Regions from separate parts of the Homo sapiens genome. Here region 1 is linked to region 2. A link is a loop called in an ENCODE intact Hi-C map of the cell type or tissue named here. Cell type or tissue: CD4-positive, alpha-beta T cell. All regions are shown on one strand. Links, peaks and the distances in the headings refer to the core of each region. The heading gives the core; the rest is flanking DNA.

The links. A loop is a pair of places that touch in the nucleus more often than their neighbours do. Peaks named below come from ENCODE experiments on the same cell type or tissue, not always from the same donor. Only the 100,000 strongest peaks of a DNase experiment are listed, where the experiment ranks them.
Region 1: it touches region 2 in a loop (9-fold over the local background); 8 of 110 quality-filtered maps call a loop at or near these places.

Annotation. Positions count from the first base shown.
Region 1 is chr18:23,616,272-23,626,708 of GRCh38, forward strand. ANKRD29 (ankyrin repeat domain 29) reads right to left here. Exons shown (of 10, transcript NM_173505.4): 7 at 3,260-3,358; 8 at 1,461-1,556. Among named protein-coding and RNA genes, the nearest start is that of NPC1, 35 kb to the left of the region's middle. In CD4-positive, alpha-beta T cell, for the core only: CTCF peaks have their summits at 6,170 (motif pointing right) and 6,380; DNase peaks (open chromatin) are centred at 3,360 and 6,140; H3K4me3 peaks cover 848 bases; H3K27me3 peaks cover 2,976 bases.
Region 2 is chr18:23,995,984-24,006,420 of GRCh38, forward strand. TTC39C-AS1 (TTC39C antisense RNA 1) reads right to left here. Exons shown (of 6, transcript NR_110796.1): 3 at 10,384-10,437; 4 at 5,582-5,676; 5 at 4,406-4,579. It also overlaps a transcript of TTC39C not described here. Among named protein-coding and RNA genes, the nearest start is that of TTC39C, 14 kb to the right of the region's middle. In CD4-positive, alpha-beta T cell, for the core only: no CTCF peak of the experiment used is centred there; DNase peaks (open chromatin) are centred at 4,698, 5,708 and 6,698; H3K4me3 peaks cover 2,220 bases; H3K27ac peaks cover 5,969 bases.

The DNA of each region.
Region 1 (10,437 bases), core at 1,703-9,702, 380 kb before region 2:
ATATACTAATATGCCTCCTGGTCAAGGCAGGAGGATTGCTTAAGGCTGGGAGTTTGAGACCAGCTTGGACAATATAGTGAGACCCTATCTCTACAACAAATTTAAAAATTAGATGGGTGCAGTGGTGTGTGGCTGTAGTCCCAGCCGAGGCAGGAGGATTACTTGAGCGCAAGAATTCAAGATTACTGTGAGCTATGATTGCATCACTGTACTCAAGCTTGGGCAACAGAGTGAAACCCTGTCTCTGAAAAAATGTAAATTTATACTATATATATATAGTATATATATATATACACTATATATACAGTATATATATATATATACTATATATACTATATATATAGTGTATAGTAAATACATTCTGTAGTATATATTTCCTATAGTAATATTTATATATTAATAAATATATCTTTACTGTAGTAAATATATTAGTAATTAGTAATATTTATTACTATTTACTATTTAGTAATATTTACTAAAATGTTAGTAAGCATTACTATTAATATAATAAATAATATAATATAATAAAATTAATATAATCAATAATATAATTATATTAGTAAACAGAAATACTAATATTTATTAAGACTTTACAGAAAAAGTTTGCTGACTCCTGATATATAATATAGGTTAGAAATATTTTAATCAAAAATGATCAAAATTTAGGCCAGATAGGGTGGCTCATGCCAGTAATCCCAGCACTTTGGGAGGCTGAGGCAAGTGGATCACTTGAGGTCAGGAGTTCAAGACCAGCCTGGCCAATATGGTGAAACCCCGTCTCTACTAAAAATACAAAAAGCTGGGTGTGGTGGCAGCGTGCCTGTAATCCCACCTACTTGGGAGGCTGAGACAGGAGAATCACTTGAACCTGGGAGGCAGAGGTTGCAGTGAGCCGAGATCGTGCCATTGCACTCCAGTCTGGGCTACAAAGGGAGACTCCATCTCAAAAAAGCAAAACAAAACAAAACAAAAAGATCAAAACTTAAAAAAAGAGTTTTGGCTCTGTTTTTTAGGTGACCCAGGTATCCATACTGACATATTTTCTGAGGCTTCCAGGTGTTTGAGGCTTATTTTATTTCACTTAAGGGAACAAAACAGAGTGGTTCTTTGCTTAAGAAAATGAAGAGAACAGACATAAGTGTCTGTTCTTCTTCCTTGATTTCACAAATCCTCCAAATGGTGTCAAAATGGCATACTTTCCAATTAGCTATTTCATTACTACTGTCGATTTTTTTTTTTCTGCAAAACTAGGTAATGACAGACTGTGGTTCACTCTTTCTACCACCTCCCCACTTCTACCAGAGCCCCTGGGATCTCCAGCATCAAGAAGCTGCAGGTGTGTTCTTTCAAGAATCCAACTAACCAGGCTAACTGCACCCAAATTCGACACAGTCCCCAAGTGAGGACTTACTTTCTAACCTCTCTCTTACAGATTAGTAAAATTTATCTTTAGGTCTTACCTTCAAAATACCAAGAGTGGGTGAGAATTTAAGCAACTCTTTTATGACATCATTATACCCTTTGTTGGCTGCTTTCAATAATGCTGTTGTGCCATCCTTAACAGAAAGAGGAAAATAAAAGTTGATTATTAACATATATCTGTGTTGCTTGAAAGCAGTCAGTTGGGAACTGGAAAGTACCGTTGTCAGAAACTAATGACGTGTAAATTAAGCACAGATCAGCAATGTCTCTTAATCTAGGAGCATTTTAGAGAATATTAAGCAGTAAATTCTGCATGAAAGAGTATCAGATAAACAGTGACTTAGATTATGTTAGAACTCTGCCATTTGGGAATTCATACTTCTACAGTTCCTGAGAACACTGGGCAGGGGACAAGGGGAATTTCAAGAGCATATTTTTAGGCCATGGTTGGACCAAAGAGGCATTCTCGGCTGTTCATAACTTAGCAGAAATGGTTAACTGTCTTTAATAATTTAGATCATTGTTGAGCTGTATTTACTGTTTCTAAAAAAATTTATACAGCCTTGCCCTAGTCTGCTCTAGGCATCCGCCCGTGTGTGGGTAGTGGGGCTTAGGGGCAGAGGTGATAGATTAAAATCTGCTAAAAGGCCAGGTGCAGTGGCTCACGCCTGTAATTCTAGCACTTTGGAAGGCCAAGGCAGGAGGGTCACTTGAAACCCCGTCTCTACCAAAAATACAATAGCCGGGTGTGGTAGCCCGTGCCTGTAGTCCCAGCTACTCGGGAGGCTGAGGCACGAGAATCACTTGAACCCAGAGGCGGAAGTTACAGTGAGCTGAGACCGTGCCACTGCACTCCAGCCTGGGTGACAGAGTGAGACTCTGTCTCAGAAAAAAATAAAATAAAATCTGCTAAAAAGAATGAAAAGCCAAATTCAAAAATTAATATTTAGCTTCTGTCGTTATTTTTTGGCTCAAGAACACAGTTTCCAAATTCCTTTTTCTCCCATTTTCACATATCAGTCGCTGTGTTTGGAGGATTTAGTCCATAATTCTCCCGTAGCCAAGAAACCACTTCGGCCTGCCATTAGGGTTTATCTGTAATCAGAAAGAAGGAAGAATGAATTGGGGGGCGGGGGGTGGGGGTCTTTTCTGGCTTCAGAGATTGTGGGAAGAAGAAGAGTGAGAGAGAGGGCAGTGAAATGGTGGCGAACGCGTCTGGTGATTTCCCTTTTTTGGAGCTTAGACTTGGAGAGGGGAAGGTGGGTTACGTAAGCAAGGGTTATACAAAGGCCACAGTAAAACACAAAAAGCAAACAGCATAGGTGGTCAGGTTCTCTTCAAGCCTTCCTTATGGGGAAAAGGGCCTGCTGTGCAGCACACAAAGGCAGTATTAGGTGGCACCAGCAGAGGCCAGTGGATGACGGCGGGCCAACAGGGGACGGGGTGCAAGGGGTCTGCAGCTCCAGGGAGGAGGGGCAAGAGGCAGGGCCTGCAGGAGGCGCAGCACCAGCCAGGGGATCCCCCTAGGACACGCCCCAGGACAGCCGGGAGGCCCCCAGGACAGGCGGGAGGCCCCCAGGACAGGCGGGAGGCCCCGTCTCTACCGCCCTCAGGCCTAAGGCTAAGATTCCACCCTCTCTAGTGCGTCCCAAGGTCATCTCGGGTGGAGGAGGAGAGAGACCGAGCAGCACCGAATCAGACCTTGACTTTGTTTTCCTGCTCAAGGAAGGAGGTTGGGAGGAAACCCATGTGGGCTGCAGACTCAGTCAAGACCCGTTTTCTCCACACAGGCGCGCCGGGAGGCTTCGCTCTTTGGCCGCGCGACTCGGGCACTCACGTTCCGCGCAGCGTCGCGGTCGGCTCCGCGCAGCAGCATCACCCGCACCACCTCGCTGTGGCCCATCTGGGACGCGATCCACAGGGGCGCTGTCCCGTCCTGCGGGAAGAGGAGGCGGCGGCCGCCGTGACTGGGGCGCCCGGCCCCACCCGCTCACAGAACGTCTTTAACACCAGGGGTCTGAAAGCGAAAACTCCGGGAAGGCACTCCCTGACCGCAGATCACACTCTGCAGCTGATCCACACCGCCCAGGAGGCAGTGAGAAAAGAGGGGGTGTGTGTAGCCCACGGACGCAGACGGCACGTGGCTGAGCCTGGGCTACTTGAATAATTGCCAGTATTCAAATTTTGGCTTATAAAATCATCCATTTTGTGGCTGGATCTTTTACCAAAAAGGGTGGTACAGACTTCATGGAAAGATGCGTGGGAACCTTGCTTTGAAGGCTTGGGGGAGCAGCTGACCTGTATACATACACCACAGCAGAACCAAATTCCACAAACCCAGAGAGAAGCCGGCCTATTCCCCCAAGACTGTCCATTTCTTTGCTTTCCCAGTGGGTCACACCTTAATGTTCACAAAATACACCCTTCATTCCCATAGAACGCAGGCAGTTTTCTTTGAGGTGGGGTCTGCGGGTCAGAGAACTCAAGTCATTTCTCCTACTCTTCTAGTCTGGTGTCCAGAACCCTCCAAAGCCACCTCATTTCTTAGGGGGCTTAATTTTAGGTGGAATCTGTTGTTGTGTCTTCTAGGAAGTGATGCACATAAACTAGTTACGGCAGGACAGCATTTTGGGGAATATTTCCTCTGCGTATATTTGGGAGTATTTCCCCAATATTGCTATCTCTGTGCACACTGGGCCATGAGGTGGAGATATATTGCTTCAGAGGAGAAAAAAGTAAAACATGCAAGGGATGGGGAAGGATTTGACAGTAGGGTGGTTCCCAGCAGATGGGATGGAAACTGGGAAAGCCTTCCAATGTGTGAAGGAGCTAGAGAGGGAGGGGGAAGGCGGAGGTCACGTGAGAGTGTCCACGTTTTCTTCCCCCTCTGCGTTGAATCTCGCGTGTGTTGTGGGGGAGAGGTAACCTAGGTTGTGGAAGAAACATCAGGTCAGTTATGGGGAATTCCAGATGGGAAAGGATTTTCTCTTCTTGTGAGAAACCAGGAAAGTTACAAGCCCTTTAGAGTTCTGCTCTCTGCTGGTGCCCGGGAGATAGGAGAGAAATGGCCGTGGGAGTTTCAGAGTCAGTGGTCCCCCAGTCCCCATGGCCCACATCCACCTAGCACCTAGGCATCCAGGAGTCCCGTCTGCCTATGGGAAATCAGAAGTGACAGAGAAACAGTCGGCTGGAGTGAGCCTGGTGTCGGGAAGGCAAGGCCACAGTGCCCTGACTTCCTGAGTAGATACAATGGCCAGGCCAGCAGAGAATGGCGAGACCAGCTGCAACCCTGGGGTGTAAGAGTGCAGGACGCTTGTGGACCAGCACAAGGGCCACGCATGAGGCTCTCCACCCCCATCTCAATGCCAGGATGATAGTCTGACTCTTAGGTCCCTTCGGAGAGAAAGGCAGGAGGGAGCAGGATCCAGAATGGGCTAAAGGTAACCTCTGAGGTAATTATGGTAATATGCCCCAAGAGACTGTTTTAGCCAGATAAGACTGAATTACCCATCGGGGGAAGGGGGGCTGAAGAGCAAAATGATTCAGTTATAGAATATAAAGTTACATTTTCTGCTGCAGTGTGTAATTTCAACCTTAGCCTACTAGCAGAAGCAGGCACAAGATTGTTGCCCACTGCTGTCCCAGGAAAGGGAGAGAGGATGAAGACATCTGAGCTGGGTCGGGGAAGCTGGTGACTTGGGAGCCCAGGAGGATCTGGGGGTGCTGAAGAGCAGTCACAGGATGTTGGGACCTGTCTTGGGAGAGACAGTGGAAGAGGTGCTGAAACAAAGGATAGAGGGAAGTGGAAGACACTTTAACTTACTTCATAATTTTTCCAGGGTCCTCTTGGTGGAAATATTCTTGAATCTAAATATTATCATGAGCAATTTGTACTTTAATTTGTACTTTAGTTTAAAAGCACTTCCATATTCTTTATTTGATTTTCCCAATTCAGGATTTAATTAATCAATAATTCAAGCAACCAATAATGATAATTATTATTTGAGACAGGACTCTGTTACCTAGACTGGAGTACAGTGGCATGATCAAGGCTCACTGTAGCCTCAACATCCTGGGCTCAAATGACCCTCCTATCTCAGCCTTCCTAGTAGCTGAGACTACAGGTGTGCACCACCATGCCCAGCTAATTTTTTTTTCTTTTTTTCTTTTTGTAGAGATGGGGCCTTGCTTTGTTGCCTAAGTTGTTCTTGAACTCTTGGCCTCCAGCAATCCTCCCACCTCAGCCTCCCAAAGTGCTGAGATTACAGGTGTGAGCCCAGCCTTCTAAGTCTCAAGCAGAGTGCTAAAAATAAGTCCTGGAGAAGAGACATGGAGGTTTCCATACGACTGCAGTGCCATCATAAAGTATGGACAAAAATGCACAAAATCAAACAGGTGGGAGGGCTGCTGCATGGGGAATGAGGGCTCAGTGTCCTGGATAGAGTGCTATCTGATCCAGGTCTTGAAGAAGGACCAGGATTTTGCTAGGTGTGAGAAAGGGGAAGGGTCGTTTGAAGGAGAAGGAAAAGCAGCTACAGTCACAGTGGCTTGGACAGGCATGGCTCCTTCATGCAGGGTGGGAAATCTAGCTGCTGTAGCCAGAGGGGTGCGGGTGGGACCCTGGAAGGCAGGAGGGGAGTGTGGGTCCAAGCTGGTGCCAATACTAATGCGCTTCTCCCTCCGTGCCTGCTCTGGGTCTGTTTTGTTCTTTGTCACTCTCTCCACCAGAGGGCGGGCAGGGAGAGGCAGCCAGCTGTCTATTCAATGTGCTTTTCAATGGCTTGGTCATTATTAGTAAACTTGTATTAACAATTGAAACTAATATGTGGGAAAGTGCTAAAAGGTGCTATATTGTGAAAAATTATCTATCTATCTACCTACCTACCTACCTATCATGGAGTCTTGCTCTGTTGCCCAGGCTGGAGTGCAGTGGTGCCATCTCAGATCACTGCAACCTCCACCACCCAGATTCCAGAGATCCTCCTGCCTCAGCCTCCCGAGAGGCTGAGACTACAGGCATGCACCACCACACCCGGCTAATTTTTGTATTTTAAGTAGAGACGGGGTTTCACCATGTTGGCCAGGCTGGTCTCAAACTCCTGACCTCAAGTGATCCACCCGCCTTGGTCTCCCACAGTGCTGGGATTACAAGCATGAGCCACTGTGCCTGGCCAAAAAATTATTATTATCAATTTAGAACATCAATGATAACACTCATCAAATATATCATCTTAATTGGAATAGTCATGGGAGGTGGAAAAAGCAATCAGTTCTTCCTGGCTGTAAGACCTTAGGCAAATCATCTCAGCCTGAGTGAGTGTCCTCTTAGGAAAAATTATTAGCTTCGCAGAGATAAGTGAGAAAACATATACAAAGGTGGTGAGCATGAGCACTGGCTCACAGATGCTTAGGAAATGTTAATTGCATCTGAGTAGTATTTATCATGAGAAACAATACGCCCCTTAATTTGTACTTTTGTTCACAAAATACTTCCATATGCTTTTTAATTTGATTCTTCCATCGACCCTGTGAGATAACTGACTGTGAGCAGGTAGGAATGAGTGGGAAAATGAGATTTGGGGGCCGCCTGTGTATTTCATTACTAGTCATTACATCTCCAAATCTGATTTTGGAGCCCAGGGAGTTGCATGTGAGTTAGAGCATTATTGTCAAATCAGATTACCTATCAGTTGATTATTTAGTTTATGAATTAGGAGAGGTTTTCCTCTTTTGTACACCTTAATTTCTGTTTTCTCTTATTTTTTCCTTCTGGTATAATGGTTAGAGCCTTCATTTTCATCATGAAAATGATGGGGTGCAGTGGCTCACACCTGTAATCCCAGCACTTTGGGGGGCCAAGGCGGGAGGATGGCTTGAGCCCAGGAGTTCAAGATCAGCCTCAGCAACACAGTGAGGCCCCCATCTCTATAAAAAAAAGAACAATGATTTCATATGTTTTTTTTTTTTGAGACGGAGTCTTGCTCTGTCGCCCAGGCTGGAGTGCAGTGGCACAATCTTGGCTCACTGCAAGCTCCGCCTCCCGGGTTCACGCCATTCTCCTGCCTCAGCCTCCCGAGTAGCTGGGACTACAGGTGCCCACCACCACGCCCGGCTAATTTTTTTTTATTTTTAGTAGAGATGGGGTTTCACCGTGTTAGGCAGGTTGGTCTCGATCTCCTGATCTTGTAATCTGCCCGCCTCGGCCTCCCAAAGTGCTGGGATTACAGGTGTTAGCCACCGCGTCTGGCGATTTTATATATTTTTTTAAATTAAACATATAAAAATAATTTTGAAAATGATGAAAAGTAAGTCAATTTAGCTCCTTTTTGTAGAGTTTTGGAATGTACCAAAATGTGAAAAAACATTTAAAAATATTCAAATAGGCTTTTGAATACTTCCATATACTTTGATATTTTTAATACTTTGATATTAAATCAAAGAAATCATTGTGAAGTTATAACCTCTACAGCACTTTTTTTAAAAAGGTAATGGCCAGGCATGGTGGTTCACACCTGTAATCCCAGCACTTTGGGAGGCCGAGGTGGGGCAAATCACTTGAGGCCTGGAGTTTGAGACTAGCCTGGCCAATATGGCAAAACTCTGTCTCAACTAAAAATACAAAAGTTAGCCGGGTGTGGTGGTGCATGCCTGTAGTCCCAGCAACTCAGGATTCTGAGGCAGGAGAATCACTTGAGCCCGGGAGGCAGATGTTGCAGTGAGCCAAGATCATGCCTCTGCACTCCAGCCTGGGCGACAGAGTGAGACTCCATCTCAAAAAAAAAAAAAAAAAAAAAAAAAAAAAAAAAAGGTAATAGAACATTTAGCCTGAAGAAGAATGAGATTCATGGGGTTATGATAGCTGTCTTTTACTATGTGTGTGTATATCAAGTAGAAAAGGATTTAGACCAATTTTTCAGACCAAGTGATAGAAAGAAGACAGATGGGTGAAAGCTGCATGGAGACTTGGGGTCAATGTATAAAAGTTTAATGAGTGTTGGCTAAGACCAAAGAAACTGATCAGAGAGGAGTGAGTTCTCCATGCCTAGAGGTGTTCAACAGTAGCTGATTATCATAGAAAGGATTCGAGTACCGATGGATGGCTAAATAGAGTGAGTTTTATAGTTTCCTCCAACTCTGTTATTCCCTCATTTCATTCGAGATCACTTTTACAGCCAGATCACAGCATGAGATGGAGTATATGACACAACCTGTATTAGAGACTAACCTTGTATGGTCTTATGTAGGCTCCTGAGAGTATTTGGAAAAAAGAACTAAAACCATCCTCTTCTGTGGGAATGAGTATCTGAAGCGGCACTAGCTCTTTGCTTCTACGATTTCCAGCCGTCACACTTGGGTTACTTCTACCTACAGGGTTAGGCCAGTCAGAAAGTCTTGGGGACCAATTCTATTTGAAGTTGGGAGTCCAAGAGCTGTGAGGAATCCTGCCCGTGGCAGAGGGAGTTCAATATTGAGATAATTTTCTTACCCACCCTACCCTGCCCTGGAGCCTATTTCTTATGATTGTCCCTTGCACCGTGTGCCTGGCCCAGCAAATGGGTCTGTAAGAGATTTTACCAGATGCTGCATTGCCCATGGTCTGACTCTATCCTCCCCAGTCAAGGGTGATGGGACTGAGGATAGGCAGGCCAGCCAGTCACTGTGGCCTGGTGCACAAAGATGAGCTGTGACAATGACATGGCTATTCCCAGAGGTTGGCAGTCTGATCCATAAACCTGGGGACCACATACAAGATAAGTAAGCAGACAAAACTGGTAAAAAAAGAAAGGAGTGGGGAGAAACAGAGATATGAAGAGACTTTGAGATGACAGAGAACACACGACTCACTAGAGAAAGTGCAGCCTTGATTTCTGATGGGTTTTCTGTTCCAATGAGGCCTGGTTGGAATAGGAATGATAATAACAGCAATACCTAACATTGCACTGGGTGTGTATCAGCTACTGCATTAAGAGTTTTGCAGGGATTATTTTATTTAATTATCACAGTAGTCCTAAAATACTGAGACTCAGGGACAGTAGGCAACCTGCTAAGGTCACACAGTTAATAAGCAAAATGGGGCCTCTGTTTCATTTTAAGATATCTATATCCCCATAATTTCCAAGCTGCTCTCCACCCAAAAAATCTGGGTCTGCTCCCTAGCTGCCTCTTACAGTCTTCCTGGGGCTTATGCTTATGAGTCTGGGCCCTATATCTGGAGCCTTCTTCTAACTCTCAGGCACTGATCACTAAATGCTGCAGGCTTCCAGACCTGCTCTGCACCAGCCATGGGGATCTTCTGGCAGTCGATACACTTTTTCTGAGTGTGTACCATGTGCAAACGAAACAAGACAGAGTCCCTGCCCTTGCCAAGCAGCAAGGACTTCCTATGGCTGTCTGTTCCCATTTCCAAACCCCCAGGATTCTACGCTAATCTTTTGGCTCCTTCTCCCACTGCCATTGATGGATTCACCCCTCTAAGCTTCCGACCTGGGAGAACGTTTAATTTCTGGGTCCAGCTACTCTGTGTACAAGTCAAGGCTTCTGTTAGGAGATGGCACTTTATTAGATGACTTTTCCTCCAGCCTTCAAAGAAATACTGTTTAGCACATGAAAAAGACTAGATAGAGATGAGTTAACTGACTAACCTCAGCTCTGGGTTAACAGGATCAGACCTTTGCATTCTATTAAAGTATTGTTTTAATAAGGTGGGTGAGTGGAGTTGGGAAAATATATGTCGAGGCATTTGGTTAATAGAAAAATAGAAATAGCCACTCAGCTAGTGATTAAAAAGGTCTGACTCATAGCAACTCAACTTGGTGAGGACACGTGGAAAGAAATGAAAATGAATTGTTAGAGTGAAATCTATATTTCAATGATCTCTGTGACTCTTGACCTTTTGGCTTAGGACAATATGGAAGGAAAATATTTTTTGAAGTTTCAAATCAAGAACATAGTCTTCCTACTGTCTGGCTATGACTAGATTTGGGATTATGATTCCTCATCCCAAAGTACTAAAAA
Region 2 (10,437 bases), core at 731-8,730:
CTGCCAAACGTTTTTCCAGAGTGGCTGTACCATTTTACATCTCCACCAGCAAGGAGAGATCCAATTTCTCCACATTCTTGCCAACATTTGATATTGTCACTATGTTTTATTTTAGCCATTCTGTAGGTGTGTAGTGGAACTTCATTGGGGTTTAGTTTACATTTCCATCAAAATGAGTGATGTTGAACATCTTTTCATGTGTTTATTTGCCATCTGTATATCCTCTTCAGTAAAATGTCTCTTTATATCTTTTGCCCATTTTCTAATTGGATTTGGGCATGGGCCAGAGAGATGGAAGAGGGGCAGTGCATCGAAAACTTCCCTAAGTGTATCTACTATGCAGCCAAGTTTGGGAAGCACTGCGTCATTATAACTTCTTTATATAGGTACACTCTAAATGTAAGCCATTGCACTTGTGCTAATATTAAAATAAGGTCAGTGTGGGCACTGGCTAATTAAACATGCCTGCAGTCCAAGGGAAAAACACTGGAGATGCTTTCCATGACCTCAGGTTGTTTGCATATACTCATCATAAGGCTGGAGGAATGAGCCCTGCAGGGAATATTTCTGGAAATGTGGCCCAAATATCTTCTGCTTTAAAATCATGGCATGTGTATGTGCATGTGTGCACCTGTGCACATGTGTGAAAAATGGTGATTCCCCAGTCCCAAGCCCCATACCTACTAAATCAGGACTTTTGAGGATGAGGCCTAGAAATCTATATACATAGCCCAGCAGATTTCCACACACTCAAAAATTTGAGACCTATCTTGCTCAAGGAAGACTGGGGACCCAATCTCCACTTCAGGGCATAGGTGGATGCCTTCCTATTAAGAAATCAGTTGGCCGGGCACAGTGGCTCACGCCTGTAATCCCAGCACTTTGGGAGGCCAAGGTGGGTGGATCACAAGGTCAGAAGATCGAAACTATCCTGGCTAACATAGTGAAACCCCGTCTCTACTAAAAATACAAAAAACTAGCTGGATATGGTGGCACACACCTGTAGTCCCAGCTACTTGGGAGGCTGACACAGGAGAATCACTTGAATCCAGGAGGCAGAGGTTACAGTGAGCCGAGATCGCACCACTGCACTCCAGCCTGGATGACAGAGTGAGACTCCATCTCAAAAAGAAAAAAAAGAAATTGGTTTAGGCAGGGCACAGTGGCTCCTATCTGTAATCTCAGTGCTTTGGGAGGTCAAGGCAGGAAGATTGCCTGAGGCCAGGAGTTTGAGACCAGCCCAGGCAACACAGCAAGACCCTGTCTCTAAAAAGAAAAATAAAAAGGCCAGGTGCAGTGGCTCATGCCCGTAATCCCAGCACTTTGGGAGGCCAAGGCAGGTGGGTCACCTGAGGTCAGGAGTTCGAGACCAGCCTGGCCAACATGGCAAAATCCTGTCCCTACTAAAAATACGAAAATTAGCCGGGCGTGGTCGTGGGCGCCTGTAATCCCAGCTACTCAGGAGGCTGAGACAGGGAGAACTGCTTGAAGCCAGGAGGCGGAGATTGCAGTGAGCTGAGATTGCCCAACTGTACTCCAGCCTGGGCAATAGAGCAAGTCTCTGTCTCAAAAAAAAAAAAAAAAAAAAAAAAGAGAAAGAAAGAAAGAAAGAGGGAAGGAGGGAGGGAGGAAAGAAAAGAAAAGAAAGAGAGGGAGGGAGGAAGGAAGGAGAAAGAAAGAAAGAAAGAAAGAAAGAAAGAAAGAAAGAAAGAAAGAAAGAAAGAAAGAAAGAAAGAAAGAAACCAAAACAGGCATAGTGGCATGTGCCTGTAATTTCAGCTACTCAGGAGACTGAGGCAGGAAGATTGCTTGAGCCTAGGAGTTTAAGGTGTATGAGCTGTGATTGCGCCACTGCATTCCCACCTGGGTGACAGAGTGAGACCCCGTCTGAAAAAAGAAAAAAAAAAAAAGAAAAAGAAATTGGTTTAGAGAAGAGTTGCCTTGAGCCAATTTGGGGCATAGAAATGTGTGTTCTACTTCTGAAATGTGAGGAACAGAGAGGGGCAGGATAGTGTGTTTTTGTATACTGCCAAGCTGTTCTTGAGAAGCAATAATTTGTAGTGATCAATAAAGATAACTAACATGTATGAGCACTAATTAGTGCTAGGCTTTCCCCACACACTAGCTCCTCTTGTTCTTATAACAAGTTAGAGGTTATTATATTCTCTACTTTGTAGATGAGGGAGCTGAGGTTCAGAGAGTCCTGGTCATTTGCCCAATATCATAGGACTAGCAGATGTCAGGCTGTTTTTCCTTCTGGAGTCTCCCTTATTGTTGTCCTTAGTTGTCCCAAACTCTGGTTTTTATTATTAAATATTTTTAGAAGACCTACTGGAACCTAATTTTAAACAGAAACTAGGCCAGGTGCAGTGGCTCACGCCTGTAATCACAGTGCTTTCAGAGGCCGAGGCATTTGGATCACTTGAGGCCATCCTGGCCAACATGGTGAGACCCCCATCTCTCTAAAAATATGAAAATTAGCCGAGTGTGATGGTGCACGCCTGTAATCCCAGCTACTTGGGAGGTTGAGATAGGAGAATTGCTTGAACCCAGGAGGTGGAGGTTGCAGTGAGCTGAGATTGCACCACTGCACTCCAGCCCGGGTGACAGAGCAAGACTCTGTCTCAAAAATATATAATAATAATAATACAAATTAGAAAAATTATTTTTTAAAAAGAAACTATAAGAATTTATAAAGGTATTTACACATCCCTGAATAGCCTAACTGATCATCAATTTGTGGGCTGAAATAAATGCTGCACAGAAGTGGTATATCTAATTATTTCTCTGGTGTAGTACTGCAGTCTGAACTGTAAGCATGAAGCTGGTGGAGCTCTCTGGAGCACTCAAGTGGTAAACTACTAAACAGTGGTAAAAATTCCTTTTATCCTGCTGCTCGGGAACCTGTCATTATGGGGAGAGTAAGCCACACCCTTTAAATATACACATGTGGCCCTGGTATCCATTTACACAGCTGCCAGGTGAAAGCCCTTTTGTTTTCCAGCTTCTGTCCTGAATCATCTTGGATGACTGCCTCAGGTCTCTGTGTGGCTCTGACATAATTGATATTTTCGTAACATACCCAGCTTCATTGTTCACAGTTCTGGTCTGTGCCAGTTTATGTGTTTGAGCCTCAGGTAAGTTGAGCGCTGTGGACATATGGGTGTGATGAAATGGTTTCCTCTCTTCCCTTTCCACCTTCGAAACCTAAGCCTTCCTGCAAGGCTCCTAGCCTTCCGGGTTTCCATAGAAATCAGAGCCTGAGGCCAAGTTTAAGGTATAAGGCTCTATCCCAGAGCTGGAAGGGTGAGGGGAAGGGAGTCAATGTGGGGTGATATGAACCAAACTGGCCAGGGTGCCACAGAAACCACACCTGTCACAGCCACGCAGGACTCTCTGGATGGGCCATATGGAGCCACCACACTTCGAAATCGTCACAGGGGAGGAAGAGAGAGGAGCTTATCTCCTGACTCTCTGGTCAAAGCGGGTCCTCTGTGGATTCAACTCTCCCCCATTTTGGGCTATTTACCTTTTAAACAGTGGCAAAGCAGCCATCTTCTAGGTCCCTAGCCAGGGGGCAAGAAGCTTCATCTGAGTCTGCAAGTGCTGGGAACAGCCGGTGCCCTGTGCTAGGGCCCGGGCTGCAAATGCCTACGGCTCCCATAAGGTGGGCATTGTAGCAGCCATGCCTAAGCCCAGCTCTCAGCCCTCACCCTGTGGGGAAGCAGCATCTGCAGATAGTGGCAGAGAGAAGGTGAGACTGGGAAGCTGGAGCTCCCCACTGAGCAAGCAGCCAGGGCCCAGCAGGCAGATGGGGCTGAGCAAATGTGGGGAGGCCCAAAACTTAGGTCCAAGTAGTTCCCTTCCTGATTCTAATGTTGTATCGGAGTATCAGTCAGGGTTCTTACTTGCAAGCCACAAAAACTTACTTTAGCTTCCTTAAACCAAAAAAGAATTTATTGGGTGTACATGGGAGAGCTTTCAGAAACTGAAGAGTGGGCTTATAGTGCAAGCAATGAGAGCTGCCAACTAGGCAGCAGAAACCGGGGCCCAAACACCACTACCATGGGGGCAGGACACTTTCCCTACTACAGCCTAACATCACCACCTCCCAGTGAGACCTCACACCATCAGCATGCCTCCAAAGAGCACAGGGGCTCTGATGTTTGTCAACTGCTCCCCCCAACCCCCAAATTCTTATGTCGAAGTCCTAACCCCTAGCACTTTGGAGTGTGCCCTTATAGGGAGATAGGGTCTTACAGAGGTAATCAAATTAAAACAAGGTCATTAGCATGGGCCCTAATCCAATATAACTGCAGTCCTTATAAGAAGGAGAAATTGGACATAGAGAAATGTATAGAGGGAAGGCAAGGTAAAGAGACATAAAGAGAAGATGGCTACCTACCAGCCAAGGAGAGAGGCCTGGAACAGATCCTTCACTTGCAGCTCTCAGGGAAACCCACCCTGCCCACAGCTTGATTTTGGACTTTAGTCCTCCAGAACTGTGAGAGAATAATTTCTGGTGTTTAAGCCACTCAGTTCACGGTACTTTTTAATAGCAGCCCCAGCAAATACAATCCTGGAAGCCAAGGGGGAAAAGAGAAAGAGAATCCTTACCAATTTGTTGAACTTTTGCAGATTGCTAAGCACTGTGATGCACATTACCTTGCCTGGCAGGGCTGTCTTCACCGCCATGAGACCTGTGCAGTCACACAGTCACACAGCGCTCTGTTCTCAGAAGCACCCAGCACTTGGTTCAATGCCCTGCTGTTGTCATCTTAAAATTCTTCATGATTTTTTAAACCAGGGACCCCACATTTTCATTTTGCACAGGGCCCCCCAAATTGTGTGGGTCCTGTCACCTGGTTATCCCAGTAATCTCGTGAAGTAAACAGAGACTGTCGTTACTTGTGTTTATTAATAACGAAACCAAAGCTGAGAGATGTTAAGCAACTTGATCAAGGTCAACAGACCTCCCCAGAGTTGGATCAGAGATCTGAGATCTCTGATCCAATGGCTTCTGTGTCCACCCAATTTTGAGATTCTGTCATTCTAGAACCTATGTAAAATGTAAGAAAATTTGGAGCTAAACCTTTACACAGCTGCCTTGCCTTCACTCGATTATCCTGTCTGAAGTTTAACACATGAAAGCCAGCTTGGGGTCTTCTGGATAGTCAAGAGGTTCCTCTACCAGCCTCATCTTGGTCACTGGTCTGCTCTAGTCTACTTCTATCTGTGTTCCTGTTAGACTTAATATCTGGAAAAGCAGGGTTCTTACCTGCCCAGGCCCCAGGTCAACCTGGCTTGGGTTCAGATAGAAACTGCTGACCTCAGGTCACTGGATTCATGTCCTAAGCCAAGGTCCGTGAAAAATATTAGGAATTAATCAATTAACCTCTTCCTTGATTCTAGATATTCGCTCTCTCATTTTTCCTGGGATAAACCAACCCTTCTGGTTGGTCTGGTATAAAGTTTCACTGTCTCTCCCATCTCCTTTCTCTCCTCTGTCTTCCCCCTTGAGTCTTTGCTTTACTGATGTTCTTCCATTAGGCCAACTGTCCCTTTCCCTTGACTTTCTTACCTTTTCCCCAGCCACTGTTCCACCGCGGTTTTCTAATAGCCTCTCAGTTCTTCACAGCTCTGCCTCCATCACCACCACATCCTCCCATCGGTGTCCTAAGTAAACATTTCACAAAGTGTTGCTGCATTACTCTTGGGTTCTACTCAACTAGGTCATTTTCCAAGTTCATGAAAATTGGAATAGGTAAGAGGAAGTTTGGGGTTTTAAATTTATTAACCACAGAATGCAACATGGGAGGGTGAGGTGTACGGTAATTCTGTTTTTTTTTTTTTTTTTTTTGAGACGGAGTCTCGCTCTGTGGCCCAGGCGGGAGTGCAGTGGCGCAATCTCGGCTCACTGCAAGCTCCGCCTCCCGGGTTCACGCCATTCTCCTGCCTCAGCCTCCCGAGTAGCTGGGACTACAGGCGCCCGCCACCACGCCCGGCTAATTTTTTTTGTATTTTTAGTAGAGACGGGGGGTAATTCTGTTTTGTCGTTGCTTACTTATCCCCTGAGGCAGACATAAGTTGTTTGCGCACATGTCTTTTTTTGGACAACTTCTCACCCATTGTGTGTGGTCTTGTGGGGCTGTCAGCCTCCTTGGTGCCTTCCCATAGGACCCAGGGTGGCCAATCAGAGTATCCTATCCTCCAGTGATTGGCTCTAGGATTCCCAGGTGACACAAGCAGCACCATCAGAATCATCCTTGCCAATGGGGATCTAGAAAACTGGAGGGAGATGGTCTCTCTTCCTCTACAAATGGGCAAGCATGGAGACCAATGCCAAGAGGAAAGAGCAACTAAAAGAAGTGGGGTGGGATCCAGATTTAAAGACTCTAACTTGATGAGATCTCTAGTGATGGTTACTTGCTCACAGAGTCAATGGAGACCAAATTGACCAGCAGCCATTTAATGTTTTAAGGGCAGGTGGTGTTGGAAAAAACTGAAGTTTGGCAAAGAGGAGTCTTGAATGCCCAGAGTGATCGTGCAAGATGGGAGCTAGTACTGTGCTCAGGATCTTTTCCTTTTTTAATGTGTGGGGATTTCTGTGTTGTTCTAATGCTTGGGGGGTGCTTTTGGCATTGTGAGACAGGAATGCTAGACTCTTGCAATGTGCAGGACAGTTCTACAAAATGAAGAACTTGCTCTCCCTCTGCAGGAGAGAAAAAAACCAAACTGTAGAAAAAAGCAGAATCGTGGTGTCACTGAGTGAACGTATGTATCCAGCCCTGCAGATGCCTGAGATCCACCCTCAGGCTGTACCTTTTCCACTGAAGCCTGTTTGCACTGGGTTTGGTCACTTGCAACAGAAAGAGAACTAACAATTTCACACACAGTGGGACTTACAAGTGCTCTGGTCTTCTGCAATTGCCTTCCATAAGTCTCTAGTCTATACACTCAATTAAAATTCATATTAATTTAAATCCATATTAAATCTTCCATCTGCCCACAAATCTGACCATGTCATTCCCCTGTCCTAAGTTCTCGTTGGCTCCTCTTTGCCTAGAGGCTCCAGGTAAGGCACAGAGAGCCCTTGTGCCTGAGGGCTGACCACCTCTCCTGCCTCGTCTCTGGCCACTTCCTGCCTCACTCTCTATACTCTAGAACAACTGCACTGTTTGAGGATTTCTGCAGTCTCACCTGTCCATGCCATTGCTCCTCTGCCTGGAATCCACTTCCTACCTCTTTTGTCCAGAGTCAGCTCAGTCATCAAACCCCTCACAGGAAGCCTTCCATGAACCCCCAGCTGGACTAATGCCCCTATTCTGTGCTCCCAAAGCACACAGCGTATAACTCTATCTTATGACCATCTTACATTAAAAGATCTGTCAGTGTGTCTGTCTCACCCACTAGACTAGAAGATTCTCAGGTTCAGGGGTTGTATTTTATTCAATTATGTCTTCCACAGCAGCTAGCATACAGTGGCTGGCACATAGTAGGTCCTCAAAAAAGATCCTGTTGAACTGAACTGGTCCTTGTCGTAGGTCAAATATGATGGTGTTTCTGATGAATCATAAGTCATATTGGATGACGTCTGGGATAACCTGCAGTTTACAGAATCTATCATTCTTTGAGTGAACCACTGGTGTGCCTATGACTATTTTTATGGCCCTTGTATGAAAAAAAAAAGCTCTCTAAAGACAAATACTTTTTTAAATGGCTTGAGTTACTTAGTTGAACAGAGGAAAACAAAATGAAAAATGAATGCTTTTCTTTTCTTAAGAGACAAGGTCTCACTCTGTCACCCAGATTGGAGTACAGTGATACAATCATACCTCACTGCAGCCTCAAACTTTTGGGCTTGAGTGATCCTCTTGCCTTAGCTTCCCAAGTAGCTAGAACAACAGGGGCCTACCACCACACCTGGCTAGGCTTTTAAAATTTTTCTAAAGATGAGGATCTCACTATGTTGCCCAGGCTAGTCTCCAACTCCTGGCCTCAAGCAATCCTCCCTGCCTTGGACTCTCGGAGCACTGGGATTACAGGGGTGAGCCACCACACCACACCCAGCATTTTTTATTTACACAAGGCCATTTTAGTTCCCCAAGCAAGCACAGTGCAGAGGCAAACACCACTCCAGAGGCAGAAGTGAGGAACAAGGCTACTAGAGGTGGTTACCTTTCTGGAGCAGTAAGGGAAGTAAGATTGCTCCTGAGCCCAGCCAGCTGTTGTTCTTTGGCCTGGATTTGGGAAGGAAGAAATGAGTCCCTGTGGCATCTAAGCATCCAGTTCCCTATCTGTGGGTATAGACAGCAGCATTCTCATTTTCTCTTTATCATCTCACAGTATATCCTTGTTTTTACTGTTTTTGTCTCAGAGGAGGTGGTAGGGTGAAGAGAGTGAGGAGAAGTGAAAAAATGTGTATTTTTAGCCATGACACAGCCAAATGTTCTGAGTCTTCTTTTATAACCACATTTAAAAATAAATGTCAAGAGTTAGGAATTAAGTGATTTCTTAGTGTCCACATCCTCCTTCCATCCTTAGTGTGGGCGTGTCTCCTTCTGACCTGGTTACCCTTGTGTGGTGTTTCTTTCAACTCCAGATGTATACATTGCTGCTACATGGAATTTTTTAAAGTCATCACATGAAATGCTCTTGTTTTTAAGGTTAAAATATGCACCTTTATTCTGAGTTTAATATAATAATACAACTGTTCCTAGGCAAGGATGTGAGCATGATTTACCATGAAAATCATGCATTCCACTGTGCTTTCACTCATTTTTCGTGCAATATTTCTCAAACATATACTAAGGGTAACAAATCAGGCAATGTACACAAAGATGAATAGCCACACTGCTTTCTGGGAGTTACCATCTGGACAACTCTTTCTCATAAGGGGCTCTGAAATGTGCTGACATTAGACTCACCTGAGGTTATTGCTAAAATGCAGATGCCTGGGCTGCACCCTAATTTTGCTGAATTAGATCATATATGAGATAATGTATTTTCATGCCTTCAAAATGCCTTCTAACTAAGGAATGGTACGACTTTCAGGAAGAACTAATGCCATGAAATTCATAAGCGTGTGTGTGAATGCCCTCAGTCAGGTTTCCAGAAGGTACTAGATTTTAAGTTAACAACTAAGACTGAACCACTGTGGGCAATGAGATCTATGTTTAAACCTCACTGTAACCATTACCTGCTTCATGGCCTTGGGAAAGTTATTAAACTTGTCTTTCTCCTCACATCTTTAAACTTGGGATAAAGCCCACCTTACAGAGTTACTTTGAGAATTAAATGGAACAACATTTGTAAAGTCTTAACCCAGCACCCAGCACGTAGTGATGCTAGCCAGCAGTCATTCTAGATTTTTGGACACTCTTCAAAGATAAGATTTTTTTTCATAATAAAATATTTTTTTTGCCCCAGGTATATAAAAGCACAGGATTCAAGCCATTAACTCCCTTCTCCCACTGCTCTGCACCCTGTGGTTTAAAATGATTAAAATTCTTTTTCAATTAACAGCTTTATTGACATATAATTTATATACACAAAAGTCACCATTTAAAGTATACAATCTGGCCAGGCAAGGAGGCTTATGCCGGTAATCCCAATACTTTGGGAGGCTGAAGTGGGAGCATCTCTTGAGGCCAGGAGTTTAAGACCAGCCTGGGCAACAAAGCGAGACCCTGTCTCTAAAAAAAAAAAAAAATTAAAAATAAAAATTAGCTGCAGTGATGTGTAGCCTGCAGTCAGGAGGCTAAGGTTGGAGGACGGCTTGAATCTAAGAGTTTGAAGCTGCAATAAGCTATGATTGCACCACTGTACTCCAGCATGGCCGACTGAGTGAGACCCTGTCTCAAAAAAAAAAAAACAAAAAACCCAATAACTAAATACAAGTCAGTGGTTTTCAGTGTATTTACAGAGTTATGCAACCAATCACCACTATCTAATTTAGAACATTTTCAAGATTAGTTTTTAGAATGTATGTGTGTGCCTTCCTTAGGGTAAGTGAGCTTATCCTACAGAATATTTTTTTTTTTTTTTGAGACAGGGTCTTGCTCTGTCACCCAGGCTGGAGTACAGTGGCACGATCATGGCTCACTGCAGCCTCAACCTCCTAGGCTCAAGCCATCCTCCCACCTTAGTCTCCCAAGGAGCTGGGACTACAGGTGTATACCATCACGTCCAGCTAATTTTTGTATTTTTTATAGAGTTGGGGTTTTGCTATGTTGCTCAGGCTGGTCTCAAACTCCTGAGCTCAAGTGATCCACCCACCGTGGCCTCCCAAAGTGTAGGCATTAGCCACCATGCTCAGCCCAAATTTTTAAAAACAAATAAACAATATTATACACTGTAGCAGTTATTTTCTCCTTTACATACCTTAGGAGACTACAGATGCTTTCTTTAAGGTATTATTTTCATCTTTCTAATTTA